Regions from separate parts of the Homo sapiens genome. Here regions 2, 3 and 4 are each linked to region 1. A link is a contact called in ENCODE Hi-C or POLR2A ChIA-PET data. All regions are on one chromosome and are shown on one strand. Each heading gives the region's core, a stretch centred on a gene start or an enhancer-like site at or near the end of the contact. The rest is flanking DNA. Distances are from core to core; before and after follow the strand shown. Region 1 holds the start of MKNK2 (MAPK interacting serine/threonine kinase 2). Region 2 holds the start of MIDN (midnolin). Region 3 holds the start of FAM174C (family with sequence similarity 174 member C). Region 4 overlaps GNG7 (G protein subunit gamma 7).

Evidence for each region. Hi-C counts contacts between places; a loop is a spot of excess contacts on that map. ChIA-PET counts read pairs that join two places held with the same protein, here RNA polymerase II (POLR2A). Pooled maps may share reads with other maps.
Region 2: a map of ovary shows a loop between it and region 1 (4-fold over the local background). The contact joins the promoter of MIDN here to the promoter of MKNK2 in region 1. A Hi-C loop is called at or near these places in 1 of 168 maps with a recorded cell type or tissue (ovary) and 6 of 50 pooled maps. POLR2A ChIA-PET finds 5 or more read pairs at or near these places in 2 of 52 experiments (PC-3 and activated B cell).
Region 3: a map of heart left ventricle shows a loop between it and region 1 (4-fold over the local background). The contact joins the promoter of FAM174C here to the promoter of MKNK2 in region 1. A Hi-C loop is called at or near these places in 1 of 168 maps with a recorded cell type or tissue (heart left ventricle), 1 of 37 single-sample maps with no recorded cell type and 16 of 50 pooled maps. POLR2A ChIA-PET finds 5 or more read pairs at or near these places in 5 of 52 experiments (MCF 10A, WTC11, activated B cell and 1 more).
Region 4: a pooled map shows a loop between it and region 1 (5-fold over the local background). The contact joins the enhancer-like site here to the promoter of MKNK2 in region 1. A Hi-C loop is called at or near these places in 1 of 168 maps with a recorded cell type or tissue (gastrocnemius medialis), 1 of 37 single-sample maps with no recorded cell type and 6 of 50 pooled maps. POLR2A ChIA-PET finds 5 or more read pairs at or near these places in 3 of 52 experiments (B cell, GM12878 and activated B cell).

What each region holds. Positions count from the first base shown.
Region 1 is chr19:2,049,136-2,052,493 of GRCh38, reverse strand. It overlaps MKNK2 (MAPK interacting serine/threonine kinase 2), which reads left to right and starts at 1,250. Exons shown (of 14, transcript NM_199054.3): 1 at 1,250-1,398; 2 at 1,547-1,693. The coding sequence starts at 1,643. RefSeq lists silencers at 1,076-1,615, 2,346-2,535 and enhancers at 2,106-2,165, 2,342-2,998.
Region 2 is chr19:1,246,769-1,250,126 of GRCh38, reverse strand. It overlaps MIDN (midnolin), which reads right to left and starts at 1,544. Exons shown (of 9, transcript NM_001388306.1): 1 at 1,467-1,544; 2 at 1-237. LOC102723811 (a long non-coding RNA gene) reads left to right here and starts at 2,055. Exons shown (of 2, transcript XR_007067082.1): 1 at 2,055-2,114; 2 at 2,266-3,358. RefSeq lists silencers at 31-80, 321-790, 821-940, 1,001-1,460, 1,551-2,090 and 1 more and an enhancer at 934-1,467.
Region 3 is chr19:1,274,002-1,277,359 of GRCh38, reverse strand. It overlaps FAM174C (family with sequence similarity 174 member C), which reads right to left and starts at 1,830. Exons shown (of 3, transcript NM_017914.4): 1 at 1,530-1,830; 2 at 61-177. The coding sequence starts at 1,810. CIRBP (cold inducible RNA binding protein) reads right to left here. Exons shown (of 6, transcript NM_001300829.2): 6 at 2,550-3,358. RefSeq lists an enhancer at 721-800 and silencers at 1,361-1,430, 1,761-2,130, 2,141-2,200, 2,099-2,323.
Region 4 is chr19:2,620,420-2,623,777 of GRCh38, reverse strand. All of the region lies in intron 2 of GNG7 (G protein subunit gamma 7), which reads left to right. Among named protein-coding and RNA genes, the nearest start is that of MIR7850, 8.6 kb to the left of the region's middle. RefSeq lists enhancers at 1,602-1,801, 2,681-2,980. Within about 2 kb of position 1,862, at least 24 of the 41 ENCODE cell types and tissues checked have a DNase peak (open chromatin) inside an H3K27ac peak, as active enhancers do; they include B cell, GM12878 and gastrocnemius medialis, where a contact is called at or near this core.

The DNA of each region.
Region 1 (3,358 bases), core at 1-2,500:
TGTTTGTGCGTGTATGTGTTCACACGCACACACACGCACCCACATGCACAATAAGGGGGGCTGGGGGACCTGGTTTTCTGTCCCCCCATTGCCAAGAGTCAGGGCAATGCCAGGTGCTGGGCTGGGTTCTGGCTGGGAATTCCCCACAGGCTTCCCCCCAATGCCCCGGGGGTGGCTGAGGCCAGGCCTCCCAGCCCCTGTGGCCTGAGAGCTGTGGCCTTGCAGGCAGGGGCCCTCCAGCTTCAGGTCAGTGGGGCTCCAGCCCCTCTTGAGCTCAGGGCCTGGTTGGGGGATGGTGGGATGGGCTGTGCGAAGCTTCTGGAAACCCCTGCAGAAGAGGAGACCACAGTCCACCCAGCAGGGGAACCCCCACTCCTTGTGTGCCCCAGGCCCGGGGCCTGGGGAGCACTTTGAACCAGGATGCTGTGGGATGGGGGACTGGCAGCTCAGGACAGGCTGATTCTATCTAAGCCTGGTTTGGGGCCCCAGCCAAAATGGGACTGTGTTTTACTTCCTGTCCTGGCGACCATCCACCCCTTGGGCTCTTTCCCAGTGGGTCTCAGGTCCCAGTTCTCCCTGAAATGCTATTCGAGGACAGAGGAAGGGTCCTTCACAGACCTCGGTCCCCACCCTCTACTCTGGTTCCTGCCAACCACAAAGCAAACTCGGGGAGCTCAGTGCTCCCCAGGCAGGGTGGCCCAGGGGAAGAAGAAAGTAGGTGGCGGTGGCTGGTCCCCCAGCACTAGAAGGGAGTGGCTGGGACTCCAAGCGTGCTGGTGGTGCACGAGGGGGACTGCTGGAGCCAGCACTGGAGAACTGCAAGAGGGAGCCATGGCAGGTTCTAGAGCGAGGGCATGAACCAAGGGAGTCGGGGTATACTAGGCCTGGGTTGACAGGCCAAGGGAGTTGCCCTGTGTGGGGCCAGGCGGTAGGACACGGCCCAGGGCCTCGCAGGTCCCACGGGCCCCGCGAGCCTCAGGCGGCAAAAACAGGCCAGCTCCGGGCGCGCCGCAGGGTCGCTGCCTAGGTTCCGCACCGAGACCCCCGTGCGCCGCACTGCGCAGGCGTGCGCTAGCCGTTTCGGACACGCCCCACCGCCGGAGCGCGCAGCCGCACTGGGTTCCCGGAGAGCGCCCTCTTCTGGCTCCGCCCACGTCGTGCGCAGGGGGTGAGGCCGGGCGGAGCCTGCGTCGGGGGCGGGGCCAGAGCAGGTCCGGGCCTATAAAGGTGGCGGCGGCGGCGACGCGCCCGGCTCCTCTCAGCGGCGGTGGCCCAGGTAGAGGGGTCCGCGCTGGCGGCGGCGGCGGCGCTGTTCCCCGCGCGGTCCGCGGAGCGGGGTCCGGGCTGCGCGACGTGGGGCGGCGGCGGCACTGCGGCCCCGGCCCAAGCCCGACCCCGGTGAGTGCGAACCCCAGGGCGGCCCCGAGGACACCGACCCGGTAGCGGGAAACGGGCCCCGCGGAGCCCTCGCCGCCCCCGCCCGGTCCGCGCTCCTGGCAGGCCGGGCTCCGCTCACCGCCCTCCCTTTGTCTGCTCCCGCCCGCAGGGTCCCCTCCTCGGCCGCCCCCCGCCCGGCCGCCCGCCCTCGGGCCTCCCCCCGGGCCCTCGGTCCCCTCCCCCGCTGGCGGGGCCCGGACAGAAGATGGTGCAGAAGAAACCAGCCGAACTTCAGGGTTTCCACCGTTCGTTCAAGGTGAGGCCCGGGGTCGGTTTGGGGGCGCTCCGGGCTGGACCACCGGAATGGCCGGCGTGGGGGGCGCGGGGCCCGCCCCTAAGATCGGCTCCCGGGGCTCGTGCCTGGCCCCCGCCCTACACCCGGGGCTGCCCGGGCCGGCCGTGCGCTGAAGCGGGGTCGGTGTGCGAGGATGGGGGTTCAGCAGGCCACAGTCCTCTCTCCAGCCATGGCCGCCGGGTCCTTCCTCCAGGACCCCCAAGTGAGGCTGGGAGCAGGAGCCCCCTCCGGGTCAGGGCACCAGGCTGTGTGTCCCCTGCAAGCCCCCGCCGGGTATGTTCTGGGGGGTCAGCAGGCTGCAGTCCTGTCCCAGTCGCTGCATGTGGCTTATGGGGGGTGTCCCCTGCAAGCTCCAGCTGGTTGTGCCCTGGTGGGGACGGGTCAGCGGGCCACAGTCCCATTCCCACCTCCATGTGGCTTCTGGGGACTTTCTTTCAGAATCCCCAGGCCGGGCTGGTCAGGTGCACCCACCCCCAGGGGGCCTGTGCCGTGGGGGAGGGGATGGGATGTCCCCTCAGCCCTGCACTTCGCAGACACCCCAGGCCCAAGTGCTGTTTCCTGTCGGAGCGGGAAGTTTCTGCGCAGCCCGGGTGGTGACTGCTGTTGAGTGCTGGTTTCAGATGAGCAAATCTTGGGGGGGAAGGGGAGGGCAGGTGCTGGGCAGGGGCCCCGCAGGACCTGGCCCAGGGGACGCAGTGATGTCAGCCGGCCCGCCCCACCCCTCAGGCCGGGGTTATGTAATCGCTTCACTGGGCTTCCTTGGGCAGGGACCTGTTGCCCGGTAGGGAAGGCAGGACTGGAGAGAGGAAGAGAGAGTGTGAGTGTATGTGTGTGTGTTTGTGTGTGTGTGTGTCTCTGTCTTGTGTGTACACACAACGCGGTGCTCCAGGGTGGGAGGAGCAAAGAGAGACTGGGAAGAATTCCCAGGTCTGTCCAGCCAGTGCCCCAGGGCAGCACTCCACCCCTGCCACCCCTGCCCAGTTTTCCCCTAGGGCAGCAGGCCTGGCACCATCAGAGTGTCAGGGGCTGGGCGGGAAAGAGGAGGACCTGACAGTGGTCTTCTCCCTCCTAGGGCCAGGCATGAGCTGATACAGAGTCAGTGCATGGGGCCAGCCAGGCAGCTAAAGCACACTTGAACTTTCTAGATGGTTCCAGCCACCTCCTGCCAAGGCCTGCTGACTCGAGTCCCACAGCCAGACCTAGAACAGTGGGACCAGGACCGCCCACACTGCCCAGGATTGTGGGCCGGCCTCTGTGCATGGCCAGGGCAGCCTGGCTGGGAGCTGGGAAGGTGGGCGTCTTGGTGGAGGAGGGCCTGGCAGGCAGTCCTGGCTGTGAGGTGTTCCTCCAGGTGGCCGGGACCGGTTGCTCTAGGAATCTCCCCCCACAGCCCCCACCATGCACGGCTGCTCCCTGGATTGGGGCCACCTCTCCTGAAATACTCTCCTTGCCTCCAGCAGGCAGCAGCCCAGCAGGGAGGCACGTCTGTGGGTGCCTTGGGTTTCTTTCCGTTCGCAGATGGGAAAGTGAGGCTCTGAGACTGCAGGCGCGTGTGCCTGGGGCTCCCCTGTACACGGGCGAGGAGGCCGCGGAGTCTCGTGGTGCCTGGCCCCTCCGCTGTGGTGG
Region 2 (3,358 bases), core at 295-2,794, 800 kb after region 1:
CCAAAATCCGAGTGGCGCTCCGAGGTCGCTCCGGCTCCTGGGGGCGCCTTCCGGGGGTGGGGACGGCACTTGCTTCTCCTTCAAAGGGCGGCGGGCGCGACCGGGACGCGGCGCGGTTAAGGGTCCTGGGGAGGGGGCGCCGCTCGGCTGGTGGCGCTGGGTGCCGTCTGCCGCCCGGGTCGCGCTTCCTCGCGCGTCCCCTCCCTTAGCAACAGCCGTCGCCGCCGCTCGGAGGATCTGGGGGTGAAAGTAACAAGAAAAAAAAGTTATAATGTATCAACGTTCCAGGGGGCGGGGCCGCCGCCCCCTCCCATTCACTACTTACTCCGCCGGCCGGGCGCCGGCCAATCGCCGCGCGCCGAGCGCCCAGTCGGCCGCGAGCCCGGGCCTATGAGAGCCGCCGCGGCACCGCCCCACGTGGCAGCCGGGCCCGCCCCCTCGCCCCGCCCCCAGCGCCCAGGCGACCAAGGGGAGCGCAGCGGGGGCGGGGCTGGCGCCTCTCCGCGCCCGCCCCCGCCCCGCCCGCGCCCGCAGCCATTCATAAGCGCCCGGAGCCCGCAACAAAGGGCGGGCGCGCCCCGGGGGGCGCGGGACCCAGGTCTGGAGACGGGTCTGGTACCCCTCGCGATCCCAAGGGAGCGGCCGGGAGCGGGAGGGGGCGCGGGCCATTGTTCCCGGCGCCGGGAGGGGCAGGAAGTCGTGGGGCCACCCCGCCGCCTTCGTCCGGGAAAAGCCGCGAGCGGAAGCGGGAGCGCGAAGTCCGCGCCTCGTGGCCGGGGTCCCGGGGCGGGCGGGCGACGGTGAGGCTAGGGCCGCGGCCCCGGGGAGGGCGTGGTGCGTGGGGGCGGAGTTGTGGCCGGGGCGGGGCGCCCGCACCTCGGTGACGTGGCCGGGTGGCTGCCGCCGGGGGCCCCGCGCGCCCACCCGCCGGCCGCGGGCAGAACCCGTTTCCCCGAGGCGCGCCCGCTCGAGCCGTGACGTGACGCGGCGTCCCCGGCTGCGCCCGCGCGCGCTCGGGGATGCGGTGAGTCAGCAGCTCGGGCGCGCCCTCTGCCGGGCCCGCCTGGGAGCGCCGCCCGGAGTCCCGGGGAGGGGGCGCCGCGCTGCCCCTGGCAGGGGAGGAAGACGACTGGGCTGCGCGCGGGGGAGGAACCCCGATCGGGAACGAAAGACTGTAGTCGGGAGACTGGGACCGTGTGGCTGGGCAACGGAGGGCGGAACGGCAACCAGTTCAAGGTCACCCGCGGTGAAGGGGGAGTGCCCCGGGGGGCGGGGCGGGGGCTGAGGTCCGGCCAGGGCGGCGCTGGCTGCGCGGAGCCCCTCCCACCCCGCACCCCGGGGGGCTTCCCAGGACCGGAGGCTCCCCGATCCCTCCTGTCCCAAGAACAAAGAAAAGTGCGGGCATCCTGAGCCATCTAGAGTGGGCACCCTTCCTCGGCCCGCAGGTCCCCCCCCTCCACACTCACCGGGCGCGGCCGGTTCTGCGCTCCAAGTGCTGCGAGTACCTTCGTCCGGGGCCGAATGCGCGCTGGCCGGGCCGGTCTGGGCCAAGCGCGCGGCCCTCAGCCTTTATCCGCGCCGCCTTCCCTCGGGGTGGAGTTAGGGCGGGCAGGGGGGCGGGGGGCCGGGCGGGCGGTGACGCAGACTGGCCCCCGCCCCTGCCTGCCGGCCCTGGCCCTGGGGCGCCTTGACGGCTGGGCCACCCGGGACCCAGGCTTGGCGCAGTTCATGGGGGGACTCCCCTTGAATGCCCCGAGCCAAGGGTCTCGGCCCGCCTCGCCGCGGGCTGAGATGCACCCCGAATCGTCAGCGGGACAGGGTTTTGGGGTGTACAGCGCGACTCGCTGCCCCGCCCCCTTCCTGTCGCCCCAGGCCCGGTGCTTCCGCCTGGGGGCGCCCGCGTGGGGGGGACGGGAAGAGGGGCCTGAGTCAGCGGCTGTCGTCCAGGAAAACAGGCTGGAGTCACCTGCCGTAGAGTGGGGGTGCCCTGGCCAGCCCTGGCCTCCTGCATCTGTCAATGGTGACCTCAGAGGGCATTTATGGAGCGATTAGCCAGTGCCAGGCCTGCCTTGTGCCCAGCCAGTCACCAGCCGGCTATGCTGTGACCCCGGGAGGTAACTGGCCTCTCCAAGCCTCAGTTTCTCCAGGGTGGGTGGGAGTGTGGTGAGGGGATGCGGCAGGATCACTTTGGGGCCATCACCCCCCATTAATGCAGGACATGCACTGGTTCCCAGCCTTTGGGGTGGGCATTACCCCATTTTACAGATGAAGAAACTGAGGCCACAGCCAATGAGACACGAATGTGGTGTGCATCTCACCCTTCCCCGTCGGCTTTTTGAGGATGGTCCTGGTTGAGGTGGGCCCCGTCCTGCCCCTCTATTTAGAGAAGGGGACCCCATTCCTACGGGAGCACCTCCTGTCCACTCATCTGGCCCCTCCCTTTATCTGGCCTGACCACCTCCACCCCCACCCTGGCCATGGGCGCCCCTCCCAGGGCTGCGCTCCTCCCCAGGTCTCCTTCCGGCTGCCACCCATGCTCCCGGCAGCCGTGGCCCCCACCTTGACAGGCACACCCAGCCCCGAAGGGTCAGGGCTAGGCCAGAGAGGGAGAGGCTGGGATAACCCTTGGAAGGGGGTCACAGGGGCTGCGGTTTGAGGAATGACTAGGAGTTTGTCACATAAAAAAGATGATGCGGTCGGGCGCGGTGGCTCACGCCTGTAATCCCAGCACTTTGGGAGGCCGAGGCGGGCGGATCACAAGGTCAAGAGATTGAGACCAGCCTGGCCAACATGGTGAAACCCTGTCTCTACTAAAAATACAAAAATTAGCTGGGCATGGTGGCATGTGTCTGTAGTCCCAGCTACTCAGGAGGCTGAGGCAGGAGAATCGCTTGAACGCGGGAGGCGGAGGTTACAATAAACCCAGATCGTGCCAGGGCACTCCAGCCTGAGCGACAAAACGAGATTCCGTCTCAAAAAAAAAAAAAAAAAAAAAAAAGGCCGGGCGCGGTGGCTCATGCCTGTAATCCTGGCACTTTGGGAGGCCGAGGCGGGCGGATCACGAGGTCAGGAGTTCGAGACCAGCCTGATCAACATGGTGAAACCCTGTCTGTACTAAAAACACAAAAATTAGCCAGGCGTGGTGATGTGCGCCTGTAATCTCAGCTACTTGGGAGGCTGAGGCGGGAGCATTGCTCGAACCCGGGAGACGGAGATTGTGGTGAGCTGAGATTGTGCCATTGCACTCCAGCCTGGGCAATAAGAGCGAAACTCCTCTCAAAAAAAAAAAAAAAAAAAAAAAAAAAAGACGATGGTCCAGGAAGTGGGAATGGCTTGAGCAGTTCTGGGAGCTTAGTGA
Region 3 (3,358 bases), core at 581-3,080, 780 kb after region 1:
CTGCTGAGTCTCCAGCCCAGCCTGCCCACCGAGGCCCCAGAGCTGGGGAAGGGTGCACACCATCTCAGATTCCGGGACTCAAACACCGTCTCCTCGTCGCTGTCCAGCGAGGCCATCTCCGTGGGGTCCTCAGTGTTGGCGAGGAGGCCGTATCGCCTCCGCTGAGGCTTCTTCAACCTGGAAGTAGGTCCAGGCATAGTCAGTGGCCCCTCCCCGCCAACCCTGCCTCCTCCTTCCCTCAGGACTCTCATTGCCGTCCTCTACTGGAGCCCCGAGCCCTGCTGCAGACCTCCCTGGTTTTGCTGTGCCTGCTTCTTTCATGTCCTAATCGCCAAGTGATTACCATTCACTCCCATGGCGATGACAGTAAGAAGACATGTGCCCTACCAGGCCCTCCCATCTCCCCTGCGCCAGGACCCCAGGAGAGGCACGCTGATGTCACTCCCATTGCACTGATGAAAAGACTGAGGCTCACACAGGGGTGAGACTTTGCCAAAGACAACAGAATGGAAGCCTGTCTCAGGGCCAAGCCCCTGGTGGCCCCAGCAGCCCGGGAGGCAGGGAGGGCGCGGCATACAGGCAGGGGAGAGCGCGCAGCAGGTGCTTCCACAGGAAGAGGTGTGGAGCACAGGGGAGGCTCTGCACAGGGCCCATAAAAAGCAGCATGGCGGAGTGCAGGTGCTCACATCTATAATGCCAGCACTTTGGGAGGCCAACGAAAAAGGATCACTTGAGCCCAGGAGTTCAGACCAGCGCGGGTAACATGGCGAGACCCCATCGCTACAATAAAAACTTATAAAAAATAAAAAGCGGCTTGACTTTGCCAGGGTGGTGATGGGGAGGGATAAGGTCCTCGCTGTGTCTCTCCCACCCGGGAGAAGCAGCCACACTGGGTAGTCAGGAGCCCAGAGGAGACTGGAGCCACAGGCCAGGGAAGCCGGGGTGGCCTGAACACGCAGAAGCCCCTCCTGCCCAGGGGCTGCCTACAGCTGGAGACCCCCGCGAGGGTCTGGGGACGCAGCTGCACCTCCCGGGCTGTGGGAGCACCCAAGGCGGGCACGTGGCCGACCCTGGCGACGAACCAGCTTCAGTGGGTAGAAGCAGAAAGGAAAATATCGGGACCCCACGGAAAGGCCTGGCGGCAGGCGGGAAGATGAGAACGAGGACGGGCATCCGGCGACAAGGAGCCAAGGAGGCCCCCTCGCCCCGCCAGGGCCTGACCCCTGCCCGGCATGCTCCGGCTTCAGTGGCCCCACCTGGGAAACGGGCAGCGTCACCCCCGAGTTAAGAGGCGGCGCGCTGGGCACCTCCAACCCCAGGCGCAGGCTGGAGAGCGGGTGAGTCCCGTGGCCCCTGCACCGCCCACACCACGTGACGACCCCGCACAGCACCGCCCACGCCCACTCCAACAGGGAGAGAGGGAGGGAGGGAGGGAGGGAGGGGAGGACCCCGCGGCCCGGCACGTGACGCACTAGGCGCGCGCTAATTGGCCAAGGCTGAGAGACGGCGCCCACGTGCGCCTGACGCACCTAAACGCCCGGATCAGGAAGTAGAGCGCGGTCAGGCCGCAGAAGCCCAGGATCACGTAGAAGGAGCGCGTCAGCGCCGAGCCCGACGCCCCCGGCGGACGCGTGTGCGTGCTGTTGTGTGGCGCGCCCGGCTGGCTCCCGTTCGTCACGGCCGGCGGCGGCGACAACGTGACCTGCGCGGGGCGCAGCGGCGAGGCCTCTTCGGCACCGCACGGCAGCGCCGCCAGCAGCAGCGCCAGCAGGAGCAGCAGCAGCGGCGGCTGCAGCACGCGCGGCCCCATGGCCCGGCGGAAGCGGTGGCGGCGCCCCGCCCCTATGCGCGCTGTCAGTCAGGCGCGCGGAGGTGATGCCAGCCAATGGGGCGCGGAGGCGGAGCTTGACGCCGGGCCCCGCCTCCGCCTGGTGAGCCCCGGCGCTACCCACAGTGCCCCGCGCGCCCGCCGCGGAACTTGCTTCGTCGAACCGCTCCAAGGGATCAGGACGGAGGCCCGGAGCCCGCCCGTGGGAGTCCCGGCAAGGCGCAGCCGGCAGAGCCCAGAACTGCCAGCCCAGCGTGGGGGGTCGCGGCTTCCGAGGAAATCGGGCTGGCAGCGGGGAGACGGGGCGGACCCCGACTTCAGGACCTCGGGCCGCTCATTCCCACCCACTTCGGGGCGACCCCCGCCACTCCTGCCCCGGCCTCACGGACACTGAGAACGCGTCGGCCACGTCCAGGGCCCAGGAAGGTGGCGCCCCGCTCCCAAGCCTGCTACAGGGAACCCGGGACTCGGCCCAAGACGGGGCCTGACAGCGGCTGCGCGGCCGCCGCTCCCTCGAAGCCGAGTGCGCCTCAGATCCCGCGAGACTGGAGTCTCCGCGCTGCGAACCCCCTCAGTGGCGAGCCCCCCGCGGTCACTGCTCGGACAATGACCCTTGCAGTCTTCCCTGTCGGGTCCTACTCGTGCGCTGAACCGAGGTCCGCAGGCTTTTCTTCCAGTGGCCCCGCTCCGCCGACAGACCCCCCTGAACCACAGACTCGGCTTTCTGGGTGCACACGTGGCCCTTTATTCGAATCCGACTTTCACAGGGCTCCACATCGTTGTGGGCAAGGACTGGCCGCCCCGTAAGCTGCCGGCGCACCGCAGCCCGTGCTCCAGGAGAGACTCGAGGCCCTGAGCCCGCACCTCACTGGCGAAGCGCCTCCTGGAAGGAGGAGGAAGGGAGGGAGAACAGGCGCGGGCTCCAGGCGGGGGACCCGGCGCTCCCGGGAGGCGCTGCCCTGCACCCAACACACACCGAAAGGCGCCCGCCATGGGGCCATAGGTGCGGGAGAGCAGGACTCACTGAAACGCCCAGGTGCCGCCCGGGACAGGGCTCAGCGCCACATGCCACTCTTCCCGAAAGCACTTACAGGGGACAAGCCTCCTGGGCAAGCGGCTGCCTCCAGCTCTTGTTCCAGGTGAAGTCCCTCCTGGGACAGTGACCCCAGAGGTCATCGCTGCTCTCAGGCCACCCTTCCCCGAGTCCTGGCCGGGCCCCTTCAACCTGCCAAAGCAAAGCAGCGTTACTCCCAACGTCCTCCACAGGGCTCACAGCTGCCCCTCCCGGCCTCCCCGGAAACAGCCACAGCCCCTAGGAAGGTCTCAGGCTAGTCAGGGGGCTGTGACCTCAGGCTCCGTCACAGGCCAGCATGCCCAGGGCGGGTCTGCACCTTGGCGCAGCTGGAGCCAGCTACCCGTATGGGATGGAGCTATGTGGGCCAGTGTGGGCTCTAGAAAAAAACTAATGGCGGCAACAGACATCAGAGAAAGCTAAGTTAAGAGTGTGACTTAAAGAGGTCTGGAAAAGAC
Region 4 (3,358 bases), core at 613-3,112, 570 kb before region 1:
TCCTGAGTAGCTGGAATTACAGGCACCTGCCACTATGCCCGGCTAATTTTTGTATTTTTAGTAGAGATGGGGTTTCACCACATTGCCCAGGCTGGTCTCCAACTCCTGACCTCAAGTGATCCACCTGCCTTGGCCTCCCAAAGTGCTGGGATTAAAGGCGTGAGCCACCACACCTGGCCAATTTGGTTTTTTGTGTCTGGGTTCTCTCACTGAGCGTGACGTCCTCAAGGTGCATCCGTGTTGCAGCCTGTGTTGGGATTCCCTTCCTTTTCATGGCTGAGTAATATTCCATCATACAGATGCACCATGCTGTTTATCTGTCCATCTGTTGATGGACGCTTGGATTGATTGCTTCCACCTTTTGGGTGCTGTGAACATGAGTGAACAGTACAAGTATCTGTCCGAGCCCCTCCTTGCAATTCCTTTGGGTAAGGAACACCTTGTTTATTTGTTTTCTTGAGACCTGGTCTTGCTCTGTTGCCCAGGCTGGAGTGCAGTGGCACGATCACAGCTCACTGCAGCCTCAAATGCCCATGCTCAAGCGATCCTCCCATCTCAGCCTCCAAAGTAGCTGGGACTACAGGTGCACCACCACGCCTGGCTAATTATTTTTTTGTAGAGATGGGGTCTGGCTATGTTGCCCAGGCTTGGAACACCCCGTTTGTTCTGGGTTTGATACTACAGCCCAACCTGTGGTCACCTTTTTGCCTCCTGGGACACAGAAGAGCTCAGACTGAGCCTGGGTGTTGAGGACCTTAGCCGGAAAGTGGCTTCTCCCTCACCCACCCTCACTTGGCCACACACCCCCAGGAAGAAGGACCAATGTTTTCTATCAGTGGCCGTGCCCGGGGTGTCAGAGCTCTAGTGGTATAAATGATACACGGTGAAAGTGAAAACAAAGCCCTCCTCTCTGCCACGTTGCTCTCGCATTGAGCTCCCTTTCCCGGAAGCCCCCTCTCTGCCGCGTTGCTCGCATTGGGTTCCCCATCCCGGAAGCCTCCCTCTCTGCCGCGTTGCTCGCATTGGGTTCCCCATCCCGGAAGCCTCCCTCTCTGCCGCGTTGCTCGCATTGGGTTCCCCTTCCCGGAAGCCCCCTATCTGCCGCGTTGCTCGCGTTGGGTTCCCCTTCCCGGAAGCCCCCCTCTCTGCCGCGTTGCTCGCGTTGGGTTCCCCTTCCCGGAAGCCCCCCTCTCTGCCGCGTTGCTCGCGTTGGGTTCCCCTTCCCGGAAGCCCCCTCTCTGCCGCGTTGCTCGCATTGGGTTCCCCTTCCCGGAAGCAGCTGGTGTTGCCAGTTTCGGGGGCTTTCCCTGGAGATGGGCTGAATCCCCAGCCCTCATTACTGACCATTGACTTCTGCAGGGCTTATCCCGCACCCTTTGCAAGCTTAAAAACCACCAGGAGCCGGGCGCGGTGGCTCATGCCTGTAATCCCAGCACTTTGGGAGGCCGACACAGGCGGATCACAAGGTCAGGAGATCGAGACCATCCTGGCTAACATGGTGAAACCCCGTCTCTACTGAAAATACAAAAAATTAGCCGGGTGTGGTGGCGGGCGCCTGTAGTCCCAGCTACTCAGGAGGCTGAGGCAGGAGAATGGCGTGAACCCGGGAGGCAGAGCTTGCAGTGAGCCGAGATCTCGCCACTGCACTCCAGCCTGGGTGACAGAGCAAGACTCCGTCTCAAAAGAGAGAGAAAAAAAAAAAAAGTTGATGAGGGTTTTGGGCAGGCAGAGGGAATCGAACTCACTCCTCCGTGGTGATCAGCATGAAGGAAGGGGAGAGAAAAGGGGCAGACGAGCCTCTTGTGGCTGCCATAACAGGTGACCACAGACCCGGAAGTATCAATCCGCAGACGTGTGTCCTCTCACGGTTCTGGAGGGCAGAAGTACTAAACCAAGCTGTCTGCAGAGCTGTGCTCCCCTGGGCGCTACAGGAGAGGATCCTTCCGCGTCCTCTGGCTTCTGGGGGCTCTGGCAAACCTGGCTTGTGCTTACCGTCGAATTGCTCCAGTCTCTGCTTCTGTTTTCTGCTGTCTCTCTGTGTCTCCTTCTTTGTTTTTGTTTGTTTGTTTGTTTGTTTGTTTTAGATGAGGTCTTGCTCTGTCACCCAGGCTGGAGTGCAGTGGTGCCATCTTGGCTCACTGCAACCTCTGCCTCCCAGGTTCAAGCAATTCTCCTGCCTCAGCCTCCCGAGTAGCTGGGATTACAGGCGCGCACCAACACGCCCGGCTAACTTTGTGTTTTTAGTAGAGATGAGGTTTGTCCATGTTGGTCAGGCTGGTCTCGAACTCCTTATCTCAGGTGATCTGCCCACCTCGGCCTCCCAAAGTGCTGGGATTACAGGAGTGAGCCACTGTGCCCAGCCATTTTTCTTTAATTAATTTTTTGTGTCTGGAGTCTTGCTGCTGTGTTGCACAGGCTGGAGTGCAGTGGCAGCATCATAGCTCACTGCAGCCCTGAAATCCTAGGGCTCAAGCAATCCTCCCGCCTCAGCTTCCCGAGTAGCTGGGACCACAGGTGTGGACCACCACATCCAGCTTCAACATAAGTTTTAAGCAAATGCAATTAGTCCGTAACAGTCATTTTCCGAGGTTCCCCGTGGACAAGAATTTTGAAGGGACGTCACTAAACCCCTTGCAAGGGAAGTGAGCTTTACTCAGGTCTCAGGAAGCTCCTGGGGTGTGCAGGAAGGGGCGAGGTCACCCCAGGAGGAAGGCGCTGTGCTAAGGAAAGGTGACTGTTGATGGGGCCCCCGTTTGCAGAAACCTGTATGAGTCGTACCACCTCTGTGTAATCTGCCACCTTCAGAGCGCCTGCAGGAAGGCGGCCACGTCACCCCTTTTATAAATGAAACTGGAAGCTCAGGCTGGGAAACCCAAGGTCACAGAACCCAGCCTCAAAGGCAGCCAGCATTTCCACCGCAGGAGTCTGTTCTCTGCACAGAGCTGTCTTGCTCTGTTGCCCGGAGCCAGAGTGCAATGGCACGATTTCGGCTCACTGCAACCTCCACTTCCCGGGTTCAAGCAATTCTCCTGCCTCAACCTCCCAAGTAGCTGGGATTACAGGCGCACAACACCACGCCCAGCTAACTGGCCGACCCACGTTGGCTGGGGGTGCTGACGGCATAAGCTCACCCCTAGGTCCCTCTAGGGTGGCCGATGACAGGACCCTAAGAAGCTCACCCCCAGCTGGGATGTTTCGTTGAAAATCTTCTCTTTTGCCTTTAGTTGCTTGAAAACATTGGACTCATACCCAAGAGCTTTCTAATTGGTTTCGATAGGAAACGGTTCTGAGGTTTCGCCTTTTTTAATATCCTGTTGGTCTGAGACTGGAGTGGCCCCTGGGGTGGCAGGTTTCCCGG